Linked DNA regions of Homo sapiens: region 1 is linked to region 2. Evidence: chromatin loops called from intact Hi-C (ENCODE). Cell type or tissue: heart right ventricle. All regions are shown on one strand. Links, peaks and the distances in the headings refer to the core of each region. The heading gives the core; the rest is flanking DNA.

Region 1 (8,323 bases), core at 237-8,236, 54 kb after region 2:
AAAACCAGGCCTAGGGCCCCATGTACTTGGGAGTAGAGGACCCCTTCCCCTGCAGCCCTAGCCCCTCCTCATCAGGACCCCCTTCCCCTGCAGTGCTAGCCCCTGCCCTGCTCAGCTCACGGAGCTGCCCGCTGCAGACGGCCCCCACCTGGTGTCCCGCTGTGCTGTTGCCCCTGTGAATTGCTTAATAACTGTTGAACAAGGAGGCTGCGGCGTTGGTAGCGGACCCTGCACTGTGCTCACTTGGGATTGCACACGTGGGCAAAGCTGCCTGGTGCGCAGCTTGAACAGAGAGGGGGTGATTTGGAAACAGGAAAGGCAGCTTTGGAGAAGGAGGGGGGCAGAGTGGAAAGATAATGGGAAGTCAGGAAAAGCAGAAGGCTCACCTCCCTGAGCCCCAGAAACCTCCGAGGCAGAGAGGCTGTGTCCTGCTGGGTAGGCTGAGGGAGGAGGGTTGGGCTTTTCATGGGGAGATGGGTACTGGGGCATCCACAGCCACTGAGATTTTCCTTCACTTGCCCCAAGATCTCTCCCTAAATCTCCCGGCTTGGACCCTTTGGTTTTATCTAGCTCCCAGCCCTTGTGGGGTCCTGGAATTTGGCCCAGGGCTGCCCAGGACTTCCTAGTCCTTCGAGGCCTGTGACTCTCACTGAGCGCCACCAGGAGGCACCCCCACACCTGCTCACCCAGGTGGGCCCTGGGACCCTCCAGCCTGGCAGGTGGGGAGGAGGGGCTTCCTCAGGGTAGAGGTGGGGAGGGTCTTCGGGCCTCAGGCCTTGTGGCTCAGAATCCAGCAGTTCAGTGGTTCAGCGGGGAACCAGCATGTCCCCGCAAGGTGATCGTTTATCTCTCCTGACCTCCCAGTGCTTCTTGCCCTGACCACAGACCCCTGCCCCCCAACCAGCTCACACACACACCCACAGCCACACTGGGTGAGTGACAGGTGTCCCACCAGAGACTCGCTTCCCAGTGCCGCTGCACCTCCATCCACGGTCAGCTTTTCTGGTCACTCCCTCAGTCCCTACCCTCCGAGTCCTTGGCCTTAGTGTGGGCGGAGGGCCAAGTCTGGGGCCCGGTAGGGCCACACCTGCTGCACACCCTCTTCTCTCTGAGCCTCCATCGCTTCCTGAAGGTTCCATGGACCAACTGTTCCTAAACATGGTTTGTTTGGACTCATCTGGCACTTTGATACTTTGATATTCATTCGGCACTGCCAGGCCACCTCAGGTTGAGGTTTATCCCTGAACCAGCTCCCTACCCCAGCACCTCCAGTCATGTGCCCTCTGCCCTCCAGAAAGAAACAAAGTCCCTGAAATATCTTTACATTTTTTTTTCTGTGGATAATACACCCATATAATTAAAAAATCAAAGCAATTCAAAGTTCCACTCCCATTCCCATGTACCTGGTTTCCTCTTCCACCCCATAACCCCAGGGGGCTACTTTAATTCTGTGTGTAGTCTAAAACAAATTATGTGCTTTTCTTTTTGTCCTTTCTCACACAAAAAGTAGAATGTTCCTCATTTGAGTACACTGTTCCTCATTTTGTTTTCACTTAATCTATCTTGACGTTCTTTCCACAGCAATAGATTCCTCATTCTTTTTTCACAGCTGTATAGTATTTCATCTCTCTCTGTCACCCAGACTAGAGTGCAGTGGTACAATCATAACTCGCTGCAACTTCAAATTCCTGGGTTCAAGTGATACTTCAGCCTCCTGAGTACGTAGGATTACAGGTGCATGCCACCATGCCCAGCCTATTTATTTACTTTTATTTTTATTTTTGAGACAGAGTCTTCCTCTTTCACCCAGGTTGGAGTGCAGTGGCACAATCTTGGCTTACTGCAACCTCCGCCTCCCGGGTTCAAGCAATTCTGGTGCCTCCGCCTCCTGAGTAGCTGGGATTACAGTCGTGCACCACCATGCCTGGCTAATTTTTGTATTTTTAGTAGAGACGGGGTTTCACCATGTTGGCCAGGCTGATCTCGAATTCCTGACCTCAAGTGATCCACCTGCCTCAGCCTCCCAAGTTTCTGGGATTACAGGCATAAGCCACCGCAGCCAGCCAATGCCTAGCTAATTAAAAAAAAAATTTTTTTGTTTTTTTTGCAGATATGGGGATCTCGCCATCTTGCCCAGGCTGGTCTCAAAACTCCTGGCCCCAAGCAGTTCCCACCTCAGCCTCCCAAAATGCTGGGATGACGGGCATGAGTCATCATTCCCAGTCTCGTACACGGTTTATTCAACTGAGTCCTTCCTCCATCACTACCTGAGTTGTTGCTACTTTTCTTTTTTGTTCTTTCTGTCAATGTTGCAGTGAACATCTTTGTACATCTGTCATTTTATAACTGTGTTTTTCTACATATCTGTAGGACAAAATGCTCTGAAGTGGGAGTACTAAAGAATAAGAATGCGTGAGACCAGGTGCGATGGCATGACACTTTGGGAGGCCGAGGCATGAGGATTCTTGAGCTCAGGAGTTCAAGACCAGCCTGGACAACACAGCTAGACCTCTTCTCTATAAAAAATTTTAAAACTTAGCTGGATATGGTGGCAAACGCCTGTGGTCCCAGCTACTCAGGAGGCTGAGGAAGGAGGATCACTTGAGCCCAGGAGGTCAAGGCTACAGTGAGCCGTGGCCACGCTATTGCACTCCAGCCTAGGTGACAGAATGAGGCCCTGTCTCATTTAAGAGAAAATAAAAATTAAAAGGAGAATAAGAGTGTGTGTACTGTGGGTAGGTATTTGTGTAGGCATTGTCAACTCTCACTGTGACTCTCCTAAAAGCAATGAATGAGACTGTTTCTCAACAGACTCACCAAAATCAAACTATTGGATTTTTGCCATAAATTCACTTGTGTTCAGTGCCCTCTCCCCCAGGAAGCCTGCCCTGACCTCCAGAGTGTAAGCAAGCCCCTTCCCCTGTCCCCAGCACTCAAGGCTTCTCCTACACAGCGCCGTGTGCATTTGAGATGACTTACGTAGTCCTTACTTTTTTTTTTGGTGGTTTTTTTTTTTTTTTGAGACAGAGTCTTGCTCTGTCACCCAGGCTGGAGTGCAGTGGTGCAATCTTGACTCACTGCAAGCTCCGCCTCCCGGGTTCACGCCATTCTCCTGCCTCAGCCTCCCGAGTAGCCTGGCTAAATGTTTTGTATTTTTAGTAGAAATGGGGTTTCGCCATGTTAGCCAGGATGGTCTCGATCTCCTGACCTCGTGATCCACCCGCCTCAGCCTCCCAAAGTGCTGGAATTACAGGCGTGAGCCACCACACCCGGCCAGTCCTTACTATTATTACTTTTTTACCATTTGTCTACCACCAGGCTATTAGCTCCATGAGGGCAGGGACTGTGCCCCAGTTCTCAGTGCAGCATGGGCATGTCATAGATGCTGAGCACACCTTTGTCATCTGGGACAGCCCCCTGTGTGCCCAGCACCCTAGCAGCTGCTTTGGCTGGGTGGCCTGAGCTGAGCCCCTCAACAACCTTCTGAGGGAGGCCCTGGTATTAGCTCCATTGAGCAGATGGGGAGATGGAGGCTCAGAGACAGGAGGTAGTTTGCTCAAGGACTCACAGCTGGCCAGCTGGGAAGTCCTTACCCCTCACCCCCACCCCTCTTGCCAACATCCTGGCTTGATTTCTTCCCTGCTCTGGTCCGTGGGGTCCCCAGTCCCCAGGAGGCGTGGTCCGGCCCAGGTCACAGTAGCAAGCCCAGGATCGGCCCCTCCACACCACCTGCAGTGATGCAGAGCCAAGCTGGGGGCCAGCCTGAGTCCCCAGGGGCCTTGTCAGCCTGCGCGGTCAGGTCCCCTGTGCAGTGGCAGTGGCAGGGACCACAGTGACCCTGGTAGCCATACAGTTGCTACAGCCCTTTCCCGGAGGCCCCGTGGCTGTGCTGGCTTTGTGCCCAACTGTCACTCTGTCCCCAGTGGCTCCTCATGCTGGCTGCCTGCCTCCCTGCCTCCCATTAATCATGTGTGTGGGATTTATTTTCTCCAGCAATTTATTTCAGCAAATGCAATCTGGGTGTGCCCGCAGGTGGGCAGGATGCTCCGTTGCTGCCAGAGTCACAGAGCCCAGCTTTATTGTCAGGCTGACAGGCATGATTCCCCAGCGAGCACCCCCACCGCAGATGCCAGGTCTAGCCAAGCCCTGGGGCAGGATGCTAAGGACCCCTGGGACTGTTGCCACCCCCACATCACTGTGAACCTCAAAGTCCCATAGGCCTGGGAGCCCAGCTTGCCCCACTCTCTTTATTGGTTTTGCTGCCCCTACCAATGCTAGCTGGCTAAAGGGGTGTAGGGGAAGATTAGCCCTCCTGTCCTTGGCCTAAAACGGGCAGCCAGAGGTCTCTTCCGAAGATCCAGGTGGTGGCTCTTTTCAGTTTCCTGACCTGGGGAAGGAGGAGGTCCTTCCTCTGGAGCCCCCTCCTCCCCAGAACTGCTGGGCAGCCCAGACCTGATTCCCATGACAGTCACGGAGGGAAACAATCAGCTAAGGCAAACCCTGCCACCCCCTCACCACCCCCGCAACACGCATCCTCCTTTCGGGGGCTCCCTTTCATTCCTTAATCACCCCATGCCCCTCTCTCTAGGCCACCAAGTGTGGCCTCCCTGGGGCTAGGGAAAAGGACGTGGCTTTCAGGCCAGGACAGGAGCAAGTGGCTGCTCAGCTATGATTTCAGGTCCTGAGACACCGCTGCTCCCAGTTATCTGCCCACTTACAGGCCTTGGAAGTCGAAAGGGAAAGAGCTGTGGGCAGGGGTGGGCAGGGACCCTCCACTTGGTCTGGCCCTCACCAAGCCCTTTGCAGCCTGCACCCACTCCCCCCAGCCCTGCAGTGTTTCCAGGGGCCCAGACCCTAGCCTGCGGGCACCTGCTTCCTCTCTTAGTATCCCCCAGGTTCATCCTGAGGCCCCGCCCCCAGCTTGCCCTGCCTGGCCAGGCTGCCTCTAATGCTGCAGATAATTTCTGCTGTCGCAAAGCCATTACCCTGCAAATGGGCTGACTCCAGCATGTGTGCGTGTGTATGTGTGTGTGTGTGTGTTCCCGTGTGTGTGCATGCGCACGTGTGTGCAGGGGAGGGTTGGCTGCGGCAGGTAAAGCGCCTTGTTTATGCCTCGCTCATCACTGTAATTGCCTTGGGGGATTTATTGGCTTTGTAAGCTCTCCCTGCACCCTACATGGCCTCCACCTGGCCCTGAGTGATGAGGCTGGGAGCTCTGGGCAGGGGGCTGGACATGCCCAGCAGGAGGGTAAGTGAGGCCTTGCGGAGGGCCCCCTGACCTATGCACCCACCCCTTCCTGCTCCATGCCTGGTAGCTGGACATAGAAGGAGATAGTAGCTGGGGCACCCCCACGAGGCCTCTCCAACCTCAGAGGCTCTGAGGAGGTTGCCAGTCTGGGGGTGCAAGATGGATGCAGAAGGGACACTGGAGGAACTTTGGTGGCACCCGTGTCTCTGGTTTCTCCTCTTCCTCTCCCCTTTAGGTCCCTCCCATCATCTGCTGGCCCCAACCCCACGCCTATATGTCTTCTCAGCTGTTCTGCCTCACCCACTCCTGCCTCACACAGCTGAGTCCCCTGCAAGGGAAGACAAAGCCTCGGCCCCAACCGTTTCATCCATTTCAAGAAGCTTCAACCTTTGTGTGGCTACCTTAGCAAACCCCTGCAGGGTTAGCAGTCAGAAGGCACTTGTGGACTCCCAAGGCAGGGCTGGGCAGAGGTTGAGGGTGTGGCCTCTGGCAGCAGGCAGAACAGCCTTCCATCTCTTCTCCAGTTCCTAGCAGTGTGGTCTCAGCTAGGTCAATCAACTTCTCCGAGCCTCAGTGGCCTCATCTGTAAAATGGGTCTGATGACACCTGCCTTAAGCAGTTATTATGAAGGTTTGATACATTGTAATACATCGAACTACATGAAATTCCCTTTACTCAACCAGCTTTTGACATTAATGAGTATTTACTCGGTGAAATATTATATCAATAAACTGTCTTATTGAAAAGATTTCTACTTGGTGCCTGTCCTTTTCTTTTTTACTCTTGATGTTTCGTATTTGTATAAATGCTACCTGCTGATTTTAAAGAATTCAAGTAACACAGGAAAGCACACAGAAGAAAGTGAAAAGCAAAACACAATAAAATAAACCTCAATTTCAGAAATTAAGCCATCATTAATAAATAACCACCATTTCCAGAAATTTCTTTTTACATTGATGCAGATAAGTTTAGAGAGATAGATTGCTAGAAATTTGCTGTAAGGAGGGATCCTATTGAAAATTTTAATATGACTTATTAAATCTAATTTGAGTTTATGTTGGCAGCAGTAAATGAAGCAACCATGAAGAGAACCACATGACTCCAAGAACCATCTCTACATCAGAGAGATGGTGTTTTCTAAAAAGATCATCTAAGGCTGGGCGCGGTGGCTCATGCCTGTAATCCCAGCACTTTGGGTGGCCGAGGCGGGTGGATCACTTGAGGTCAGGAATTTGAGACCAGCCTGGCCAACATGGTGAAACCCCATCTCTACTAAAAATACAAAATAAGCCGGGCATGGTAGCACACACCCATGCTACACAGGAGCCCCAGCTACTCAGGAGGCTGAGGCACGAGAATCGCTTGAACCTGGGAGGCAGAGTTTGCAGTGAGCCCAGATCATGCCACCGCACTCCAGCCTGGGTGACAAGGGCAAAACTCCATCTCAAAAAAAAAATCATCTAAGTTAACAAAAAGATTTGAAAGCAATAGCAATGGGAAATACTGATCAGGGAGAGTCTACTATGTAGGAGGAGGGGAAAATGGGAATAGTAGCATAGAAATTGAAGGTGTTAAATTAGCAAATTTCAAAGAAACACAGCCGTCAGCCAGACTGAAAAAAAGGAAAGGAAACTTATGGAGATCACAAGAAAAAAGACAAAAGACAAAAAAGAAGAACAGGAGAGGAAACAAGCAAAATTGTGAAATGGTTTGCATTCTTTTATCACAGGATTGAACAGTGGTCTTCAGTGGCATCAGTGGTGGTCTGGATGTATCCGTGCCCAAAATATTGAGTGAGGGGAGGGCAGGGAGGCCAGGGGTCTCACCTACTAAGGAAAGCCCTGGATACAGTTCCAGGATCACTCCATTCTCAGAGAACCACAGAGCCTGCAGGCGCCCCAGCTTCAGCAGTGCTCCCTTCTGGGCTAGACAGCACCCCTGCCTCTTCAGAGCCCTCTTAAAGTCAAATACAGGCCAGGCATGGTGGCTCATGCCTGTAATTCCAACACTTTGGGAGGCTGAAGCAGGAGGATTACTTGAACCTAGAAGTTCAAGACCAGCGTGGGCAATATAGCAACAAGTTGTCTCAAAAAAAAAAAAAAAAAAAGGCCAAGTTCAGCCCATGGGGAATAGGGAAGGTCAGAACAGAAAGCAAAGCTGAAAAGCTGAAAGGGACAGGCAATCCATGAGGAAGGCCCCATGGGGAGAAGCGAGCTCCTACTCAGACAAACTAGGGCCCAGGCCACACACAACCTGGGGAGCCGCCGCCCCTTCTGCAGTTTCGCATCCCATCCTGTCTCATTCTCTGCTCTCCCACAGCTCCCTTGCTGTCTCCCAAGCTCAGGCCCTCCCTGCCCTCTCTATATTCATGCAGGGAAACAGCACTTATCGATTCCGTCACATTTACAAAGAGCTGATCTAGAGCAACGACCACAGTCCCTGGCAGCCCTTTGCAGGAGGCCTAACTGTGTCAGCTCCTTGAATCCCCACCAACAAGATGGGGGTTACTAGCCTATTTCCCAGATGAGGACATGAGGTTGAGAGAGGAGAAGTATATTTGTTTCCGAGGGCTGCTGTTACAAGTTACCACAAACTGGGTGGCTTCAGACGACAGAAATTTATTCTTTCACAGTTCTGGAGGCGAGAAGTCTGAAAACACGGTGTCAGTGGAGCCCTGCTCTCTTGAAGCCTCTCCAGGAGAACCTGTTCCATGCCCTTCTCATAGCTCCGGTTATTGCTAGCTGTCCTTGGCATTCCCCAGCTTGAATTGCATCCCTCCAGCCTCCGCCTCTCTTGTCACATGACATTCACTTGTGTGTCTCTGTCTCTGTGTCTTCTTGTAAGGACACCAGCCTATTGGATGAAGGGCCCGGTGTGACCTCATTATTAACTAACTACAACTGCAGCAACCTTATTTCTGAATAAGGTCATAGTCTGAAGTACTGGTTGAACTTCCACATGTCTTTTTAGGGACACGATTCCGCCCATAACAGGAAGAGATTCACCCAAAGTCACATGGAGGTGCAATTGAATCTCCATGCCAAGCTCTGAATCATGGTCTCAGGCCAAGAAGAC
Region 2 (8,323 bases), core at 25-8,024:
GTGCATGCCACCACACCCAGCTAATTTTTTGTATTTTTAGTAGAGATGGGGTTTCACTGTGTTAGCCAGGATGGCCTTGATCTCCTGACCTCATGATCCACCCACCTCGGCCTCCCAAAGTGCTGGGATTACAGGCATGAGCCACCGCACCCAGCTTGTATTATTTCTTACAACTACTTGTGAATCTATAGTTCTGTCAAAAATTCCAACTTAAACATGAAACTCAGGGTGGCTATAAAGCCTCCTGACTCACCTTGACTTTGGAATCAATCAATCAATTAATTGAGGAGACCCATTAGTGAGTCTCCTCTGACTTTCAGCCAAGAATGTTCCTAACTCAGCAAGATGAAGCAGGAGGTAGAGGAAACTAAGGGGGCAACAAGCAGGGGGCAAGAAGGACCTATGAGAGCGACATCTTCCCTGAGAGCCCCAGGACGACCACCGGGAAGCCAGGAGGGCGCAGGCAGGAGGACCCGGGAAAGCTCGGCCTGAGGGAGGCCCTAGGCGTGGTGGGGAGTGGGGCAGGGCAGGCAGAGGCTGGGCAGCAGGTGAGGTCCCCTGGGTTCTGAGGGCCAAGCCTGGGGTTTGAGGTAAACAGGCTCGAGTGGAGAAGGGGCTGCTGTGGTTGGGCTGGGGTGGGTGGAGCTGGAGGAGCCTTTTCTTCTTGAACCAGTTTTTGAATTGTGCTACAAAACACGGTACATCAAGTTTACCTCCTTCACCATTTTCAAGTGTACAGGGCGGCAGTGTTGAGTACACGCACAGTGTTGTGCAGCTGATCTCCAGAACATTCTCATCCTGCAACCTTGAAGCTCTGTCCCTATTAAACTCCAACTCTAACCCTAACCCCAACCCTAACCCATTGCCTCCTCCCTCAGCCTCAGGCAACCTCCATTCCACTTCTGTCTCTATGTATTTGACTCCCCTCGGGACCTCAGAGAAGTGTGTTCGTGCGTATTTGTTCTTTTGCACTGGTATATTTCACTGAGCATAATGTCCTAAGGTTCATCCATGTTGTAGCAGGTGTCAGGGTCGCCTTTGTTTTCAAGGCTGCGTGATACTCCATTGTATGTGTGCACCCTGTTTGGTTTCTCCATTTCTCTTTTGCTGGACACTTGGGTAGCTTCCAGCTCTTGGCTGCTGTGGATAATGCTGCTGGGAACATGGGTGTGCAGTTATCTGTTCGAGTCCCTAGTTCGCATTCCTTTGGCTACACACTCAGAGTGGGATGTCTGGACTGAAGCAATACTTTTGAACTCAGCCTGAGGTTACCAAACTCTCTGAACTCCTTATCAGAGGCTACACTTCTGGGTGTTCCCCGGGGCCCATGGAAAACAGACTCACCCCAGGCTCCATCTACCTGTGCAAGGGAACAGGGGTCAACCTCAAGTGCACAGGCTGCTCTGGAAGACCCAGCCCAGGTCTGGCTGACCCAGAGCACTGGCCCCTTCCCAGCCTGCGTCCTCAGGACATAGGTGTGGGCACCCATATACACCAAGTGGGTTCTAGGGCAGCCAGGCCACCCAGTGTGCCTCCTTTCACACTCCTCTGGGGCTCGTGACATTACGAGCCCTAACCCGGGCCCTGGCCTAGGCTGTGTGTTTCCAGTCTCACCTCTCTTCACACCTTGAATGAGGTGAATGAAGGAGTGGCAACGCGTCTCCCACAAGACACTGTGAGCCACACCCAGTCCCTTCCCTTCAGCAAGCTTGGCTTCAGGTCACAGGACTGGGCGGGGTCAAGATGGACACCAGGGGTGTGGGGAGGGACGTGGAGCATTTACAGCCAGGGGCAAAGTCCTCCCCTGATTTAAACCCAGGCAGCCTGCGCTGCAGCCGGTTCCTGGTGTCCCCACTTCGCCTCCCTCCTGCTGCCCCCAAGACATGCAGGGGCCCTGGGTGCTGCTGCTGCTGGGCCTGAGGCTACAGCTCTCCCTGGGCGTCATCCCAGGTAATGAGGCTCCCCAAGCTGTTCCACACACAGGGCACCCCCTCAGCCAGGCTGACCTGATCTCTACTCTCCCCCTGGCCAGCTGAGGAGGAGAACCCGGCCTTCTGGAACCGCCAGGCAGCTGAGGCCCTGGATGCTGCCAAGAAGCTGCAGCCCATCCAGAAGGTCGCCAAGAACCTCATCCTCTTCCTGGGCGATGGTGAGTGAGCAAGGCCTGTCCAGCCCCGTAGTCCTCACAGCCCCGGCACCCGGGACCTTCAGTGGTTCCAGGACAACCCTGGGGCCCAGGACTCACACATTTCTGCTCCTTCAGGGTTGGGGGTGCCCACGGTGACAGCCACCAGGATCCTAAAGGGGCAGAAGAATGGCAAACTGGGGCCTGAGACGCCCCTGGCCATGGACCGCTTCCCATACCTGGCTCTGTCCAAGGTAAGGGCTGGGCCACCTCAGAGTCCTCCAAGCAGAGGAGAGGGATCAAGGATATGGAGTGTGGCAGGAGGGAGGGAGCCAGGACAGCTGGGGCCTAAGTTAGGAGCTGGGAGCAGTTAGGATCCCAGAGGACCAGAACCAGGTCCTTGGTTGGGGTCTGGGTGTCCGCCCCGAAGTAGAGCTCAGGGTGTCTCCGTTCGCAGACATACAATGTGGACAGACAGGTGCCAGACAGCGCAGCCACAGCCACGGCCTACCTGTGCGGGGTCAAGGCCAACTTCCAGACCATCGGCTTGAGTGCAGCCGCCCGCTTTAACCAGTGCAACACGACACGCGGCAATGAGGTCATCTCCGTGATGAACCGGGCCAAGCAAGCAGGTGAGCTGGGGCCCGCTGTGGGGTCAGGACCAGGCCCAAGATCTCGGTCACCGATCCTGACCTCTGTCACCCTCAGGAAAGTCAGTAGGAGTGGTGACCACCACACGGGTGCAGCACGCCTCGCCAGCCGGCACCTACGCACACACAGTGAACCGCAACTGGTACTCAGATGCTGACATGCCTGCCTCAGCCCGCCAGGAGGGGTGCCAGGACATCGCCACTCAGCTCATCTCCAACATGGACATTGACGTGCGACCCCCGGGCCAAGGGCTGGGGCTGGGCAGAGGGGAAGGTGGCACAGGCTCAGATCCAGGCAACCAAAAGCCTGATCTGGGTCAGCAGGTTCTGGAGGTGGAGTTGGGGATGTAGAATGTGCAATACAGGCTGGGCCATTCCCACAGCCCTGGGGAGGGGAGCCAGGGGCTATGCATGAGGAGGGGGCACGGGGCCAGCCAGGCCCCCAAACCACCTGCCCCATCCATTGTCCTCAGGTGATCCTTGGCGGAGGCCGCAAGTACATGTTTCCCATGGGGACCCCAGACCCTGAGTACCCAGCTGATGCCAGCCAGAATGGAATCAGGCTGGACGGGAAGAACCTGGTGCAGGAATGGCTGGCAAAGCACCAGGTGATGGGGGCTGGTGGGTGTGGGAGGCACGGCAGGGGGAGGCCAAGTGTGTGGGTCTCAGGGCTGTGGGCTGAAGCCTGGCTCTGTCCCTGCAGGGTGCCTGGTATGTGTGGAACCGCACTGAGCTCATGCAGGCGTCCCTGGACCAGTCTGTGACCCATCTCATGGGTAATGACCCCCTTCCTGCCCTGGCATTCCTCAGACAACCTCAGAGGGTGCCATCCGAGCCTGTGTGCCCATTTGCCAGCACCCTCCCGCTCACAGCCTGCCAATCACCACCAAGCTCCTTGTCCCACAGGCCTCTTTGAGCCCGGAGACACGAAATATGAGATCCACCGAGACCCCACACTGGACCCCTCCCTGATGGAGATGACAGAGGCTGCCCTGCGCCTGCTGAGCAGGAACCCCCGCGGCTTCTACCTCTTTGTGGAGGGTGCGTGGTGGCCCCTGGGGAGTGGAGGAAGGCGGGGCGCGGCAGGGCAGGTTCAAGCATCACCCCCCTCTGGCCTTCCTGCAGGCGGCCGCATCGACCATGGTCATCATGAGGGTGTGGCTTACCAGGCACTCACTGAGGCGGTCATGTTCGACGACGCCATTGAGAGGGCGGGCCAGCTCACCAGCGAGGAGGACACGCTGACCCTCGTCACCGCTGACCACTCCCATGTCTTCTCCTTTGGTGGCTACACCTTGCGAGGGAGCTCCATCTTCGGTAGGCCTGGGGAGAGTGGCAGGTGCTGCTGCATCAATTATGAGGGTGAAGTTTGAGCTTCAGTTTCCTCCTCTGTCAAAAGTGTGCAATGCTGGCACCAGCCCTATAGGGATCTTGTGAGGACCGAGCCCCCGAACAGGCAAAAAGTGGCGGTGCCTGGCACATAGGAGGCACTCCCACAGCTGTGGTCAGCTCAACTACAGGGACCCGCATCTCCCTACAGGGTTGGCCCCCAGCAAGGCTCAGGACAGCAAAGCCTACACGTCCATCCTGTACGGCAATGGCCCGGGCTACGTGTTCAACTCAGGCGTGCGACCAGACGTGAATGAGAGCGAGAGCGGTGAGTGAGGCTGAATGGCCCGTGCAGGGGGACCAGGGTGCCAGGGATGGGGGCATTCGCGGGAGGGGGACGCCGCCTGCCTGCCCTGAAGTGCACTCACCCTCCTACCAGGGAGCCCCGATTACCAGCAGCAGGCGGCGGTGCCCCTGTCGTCCGAGACCCACGGAGGCGAAGACGTGGCGGTGTTTGCGCGCGGCCCGCAGGCGCACCTGGTGCATGGTGTGCAGGAGCAGAGCTTCGTAGCGCATGTCATGGCCTTCGCTGCCTGTCTGGAGCCCTACACGGCCTGCGACCTGGCGCCTCCCGCCTGCACCACCGACGCCGCGCACCCAGTTGCCGCGTCGCTGCCACTGCTGGCCGGGACCCTGCTGCTGCTGGGGGCGTCCGCTGCTCCCTGAGTGCCCCACTCCGGAGTTATCCTGCTCCCCACCTCCGGGCGTCCTGCCCTGTTCCCCGTCCTGAGCCGCCACTTCCAGCGAACACACACAGGTGTCCTGCCGTTGGACCTTCACCTCCTAGAGATAAACCAGCCTCAGCTGGCGCAGCGGGGCCCTTCTTCCCTCCGCATCCCCTTCAGGGAGCAGGAGCCCAGGGCGCCCTGGGAGCTGAGCCTGGGACTTCCAGGACCTCCCCTCAGGTTGTTCTCTGATTCTTCCTCCCAACCCCAGAGACTGCAGATTTGTGCCATGCGGCTGCCTGCACCCCAGACAATAAAGGGACCAAAACCACCCAACCCCCACCCTGCCTCTATCCTAAGGAAGACCAAGCAGGCCTGGACCCAGAGACGTCCCCCATCGTGGGACACGACACACCCAGACCGCGTGCCCCACCGTCTTAGCTTCAATCCTGGCAGCACCTGGTAGACCCAAGGACTTGGGTGGATCAGGACACCTGAAGAAGAGAAGCTTCCGGCAACCCTGCAACCCACCCAAGGAGGCTACTGGATCGGGGATTCCCAGGGGGGCTTTGACACAGTCCTCTGCTGTCTCCCCACTAGGATCATTCCACACCCCTGCACCTGACCAAGGGACCAATGAGGCAGAGGCTTGCCCCAAGTCACAGCCACTCAGATGCTTCCTGCCCCCCAGTGCCCATTCCAGGTCACCAGATCCAAGGAGCGCTTGAGGAGCTCTGGGTACAGGGCAGCAACCCAGAGCCCATGGGCCCTCCCGGGACATCTGGATGCTGGGCATAGATTTCTCAACAAGGAAGACTCCCCTGCCTCCTCAAGGTCTCCATTCTCCTAGGAGACAAAGCAATAATAAAAGGTGTTAGACAATGTAATGCCAGTACTACTTCCTAGGAGAAAAATCATGAGTGAGTGTGGGCACAGTATCTGGAGAGGTGGATAACGCAGGCCAGGAGGTACTGCTGAGGGGCAGATGATTGAGCAAGAGACTTGAACAGAGTGGGGGCTTGAGCAAGGCAGCACAGCAGTGCAAACGCCCTGGGGCAGTGTCAGCAGGTGCTCTGGGAGGCCAAGGGCTGGATCAGAGGGGTGGGGGTGGGTGGGCAGAGTGGGGAAAGCCTGAGGGGTCAGGAGAGTGGGGTGTGCATGGGGGACTGTGAAGTCTGGTTAGAGGGGTGTGGTTGGAGGTCTTTGAGGAGGGCTGTGACCTGCCCTGGTTGGGAAATAAGCACTCTGGCTGCTGCCAGGAGAAGGGTCTGGTCTTTTGGGCAGAGGGTGGGGGTGGTGGCAGGCTCAGGTGAAAGCTGGGGAAGGAGCTGACTCCAGGTGTTTCTGACCTCCCTCTGAAAGTATTCTGGAGCGCCCATCCCAATACAGCCATACTTAGTGAGTACACACCTGCTCCAAGAGAACATTGAAAAGAATAAAGGTGAAATCAACCACATTTTCCAGCAAATTTTGCAGTATTACAAATTTATTTGTACATTTACAAAGGTGCAAAAAAGCATCTTGCTTTTGCAAGAAATAGTAACATCATTCAATATGCTTTCTTATTTACTAAAACCTTGAAATAAAATTGTAAAACATCAGTTTGAAGGCCTGACTCTCAGGGTAGTTCTTTTTTAATTCTGGGTTTTAGTAGCTGTCACAAAAATATTGGAGGACCATGATCCCACTTGTGAATAGCCATAGGACTCCAGCCTGGGAAGCATAGCGAAAATCTGTGTCTAAAAAATGAAATAAAAGGATGAATTTTATGGTATGTAAATTATATCTAAATTTTAAAAAACAGATTCGAATATATAATCTGCTTTCAAGTTTTTTTAAATGTGTAGGGATCAGGGTTTTATCAGTCAAATACATTTTTTACCACAAAATTCACATGTCAATGAAAACATTCTCAAACTTTGGTTCTAAAAAATGTTTTCTTTGGCATGAGTTTTCATTCCAAGATGATTACTTTCTCATTTTTTCATTGAAAGGACATCTTTACCTTGAAGGAGCAGATGCAAGAAAAGTACAATTATTTTTCAAGCTTTTTCCTGATTGCCTAAAACAGACAGCTCTTGTCATCTCAAAAGTGTCAGCATTTTGGTCTTTAGGAAGGAGGGAGCCCGGGCGCAGTGGCTCACGTCTGTAATCCTAACACTCGGGAGGCCAATGTGGGCAGATCATTTGAGGTCAGGAATTCGAGACCAGCTTGATCAACATGGAAATCCCATCTCTACTAAATATACAAAAATTAGCCAGGCATGGTGCCGTACACCTGTAATCCCAGCACTTTGGGAGGCTGAGGCGGGCGGATCATTTGAGGTCAGGCGTTTGAGACCACCCTGGTCAACATGGTGAAACCCTGTCTCTACTGAAAAGACAAAAATTAGCCAGGCGTGGTGGTGGGGGCCTATAATCCCAGCTACTCCGGAGGCTGAGACAGGAGAATTGCTTGAACCTGGAGGCGGAGGTTGCAGGGAGCCGAGATCACATCACTGCCTCCAGCCTGGGTGACAGAGCGAGACTCCCTCTCAAAAAAAAGAAGGAGGGAGGTGGGAGTGGGGGTGAGGATTTAAAAATTACCTATCGGGTACAAGCTCATTATATGGGTATTGGGTTCACTAGAAGCCTAATCTCCACCAGTATGCAGTCTACCCATGTAATAAACAAGCACATGTACCCCTGAATCTAAACTTTTAAAAAAGAATATTCACAGGAAAAAAAAAGAGTTAATCACAGGGAAGCAGAAACAGACATACATTAAAAATTACTGATAAATTTTTTAAAAATAAGGAGGGAGGGCCAGGCACGGTGGCTAACACCTATAATCCCAGCACTTTGGGAGGCCGAGGTGGGCGGATCACGAGGTCAGGAGATTGAGACCATCCTGGCTAACACGGTGAAATCCCGTCTCTACTAAGAATACACAAAATTAGCCGGGCTTGGTGGCGGGCGCCTGTAGCCCCAGCTACTTAAGAGGCTGAGGCAGGAGAATCACTTGAACCCAGGAGGCGGAGGTTGCAGTGAGCTGAGATCACATCACTGCACTCCAGCCTGGGCGACAGAGTGAGACTCCGTCTAAAAATAAATAAATAAATAAGGAGGGAGGGAAAGTCAAGCAGAGAGGGAGGGGAACTTGGGGCAACCCTCTTCGGTATTTTGCTATGAAGATAAGTCATTCTGTGTGGCTGGAAAGTTTTCATGGTCCACCCAATCTCCTTACCAAGTATGGGAAAGATTCTACTGTAATGCCACAGTCTTGGCTTTATAACATTAGCCCACTGATGGTCTGCAACATTCTATGCCCTCCAGGCTTCTACCTCTTCCCTGCGCTGATTAGACTGTGGATGAGCCAATGAGTGAGGGGTAAGGGTGAAGCCACCTCTGCACCCTGATTCGTATCCAGAATCCTTTTTTAAAAAACCCTTTCTGAGTAGCTATTCTATCTGTGGTTGCATTTTTACCGTTTTTCCCATATGACATCGTTTTTA

Evidence for each region. A loop is a pair of places that touch in the nucleus more often than their neighbours do. Peaks named below come from ENCODE experiments on the same cell type or tissue, not always from the same donor. Only the 100,000 strongest peaks of a DNase experiment are listed, where the experiment ranks them.
Region 1: a loop joins it to region 2, with 3.0 times the contacts of the local background. A loop is called at or near these places in 78 of 110 quality-filtered maps.

The regions. Positions count from the first base shown.
Region 1 is chr2:232,507,779-232,516,101 of GRCh38, forward strand. No RefSeq gene overlaps it. Among named protein-coding and RNA genes, the nearest start is that of PRSS56, 8.4 kb to the right of the region's middle. In heart right ventricle, for the core only: no CTCF peak of the experiment used is centred there; no DNase peak of the experiment used is centred there; H3K27me3 peaks cover 1,458 bases.
Region 2 is chr2:232,454,317-232,462,639 of GRCh38, forward strand. It overlaps ALPI (alkaline phosphatase, intestinal), which reads left to right and starts at 1,837. Exons shown (of 11, transcript NM_001631.5): 1 at 1,837-1,950; 2 at 2,033-2,149; 3 at 2,264-2,379; 4 at 2,583-2,757; 5 at 2,834-3,006; 6 at 3,249-3,383; 7 at 3,479-3,551; 8 at 3,682-3,816; 9 at 3,901-4,092; 10 at 4,316-4,432; 11 at 4,544-6,437. The coding sequence starts at 1,884. The coding sequence ends at 4,830. In heart right ventricle, for the core only: no CTCF peak of the experiment used is centred there; no DNase peak of the experiment used is centred there; H3K27me3 peaks cover 5,524 bases.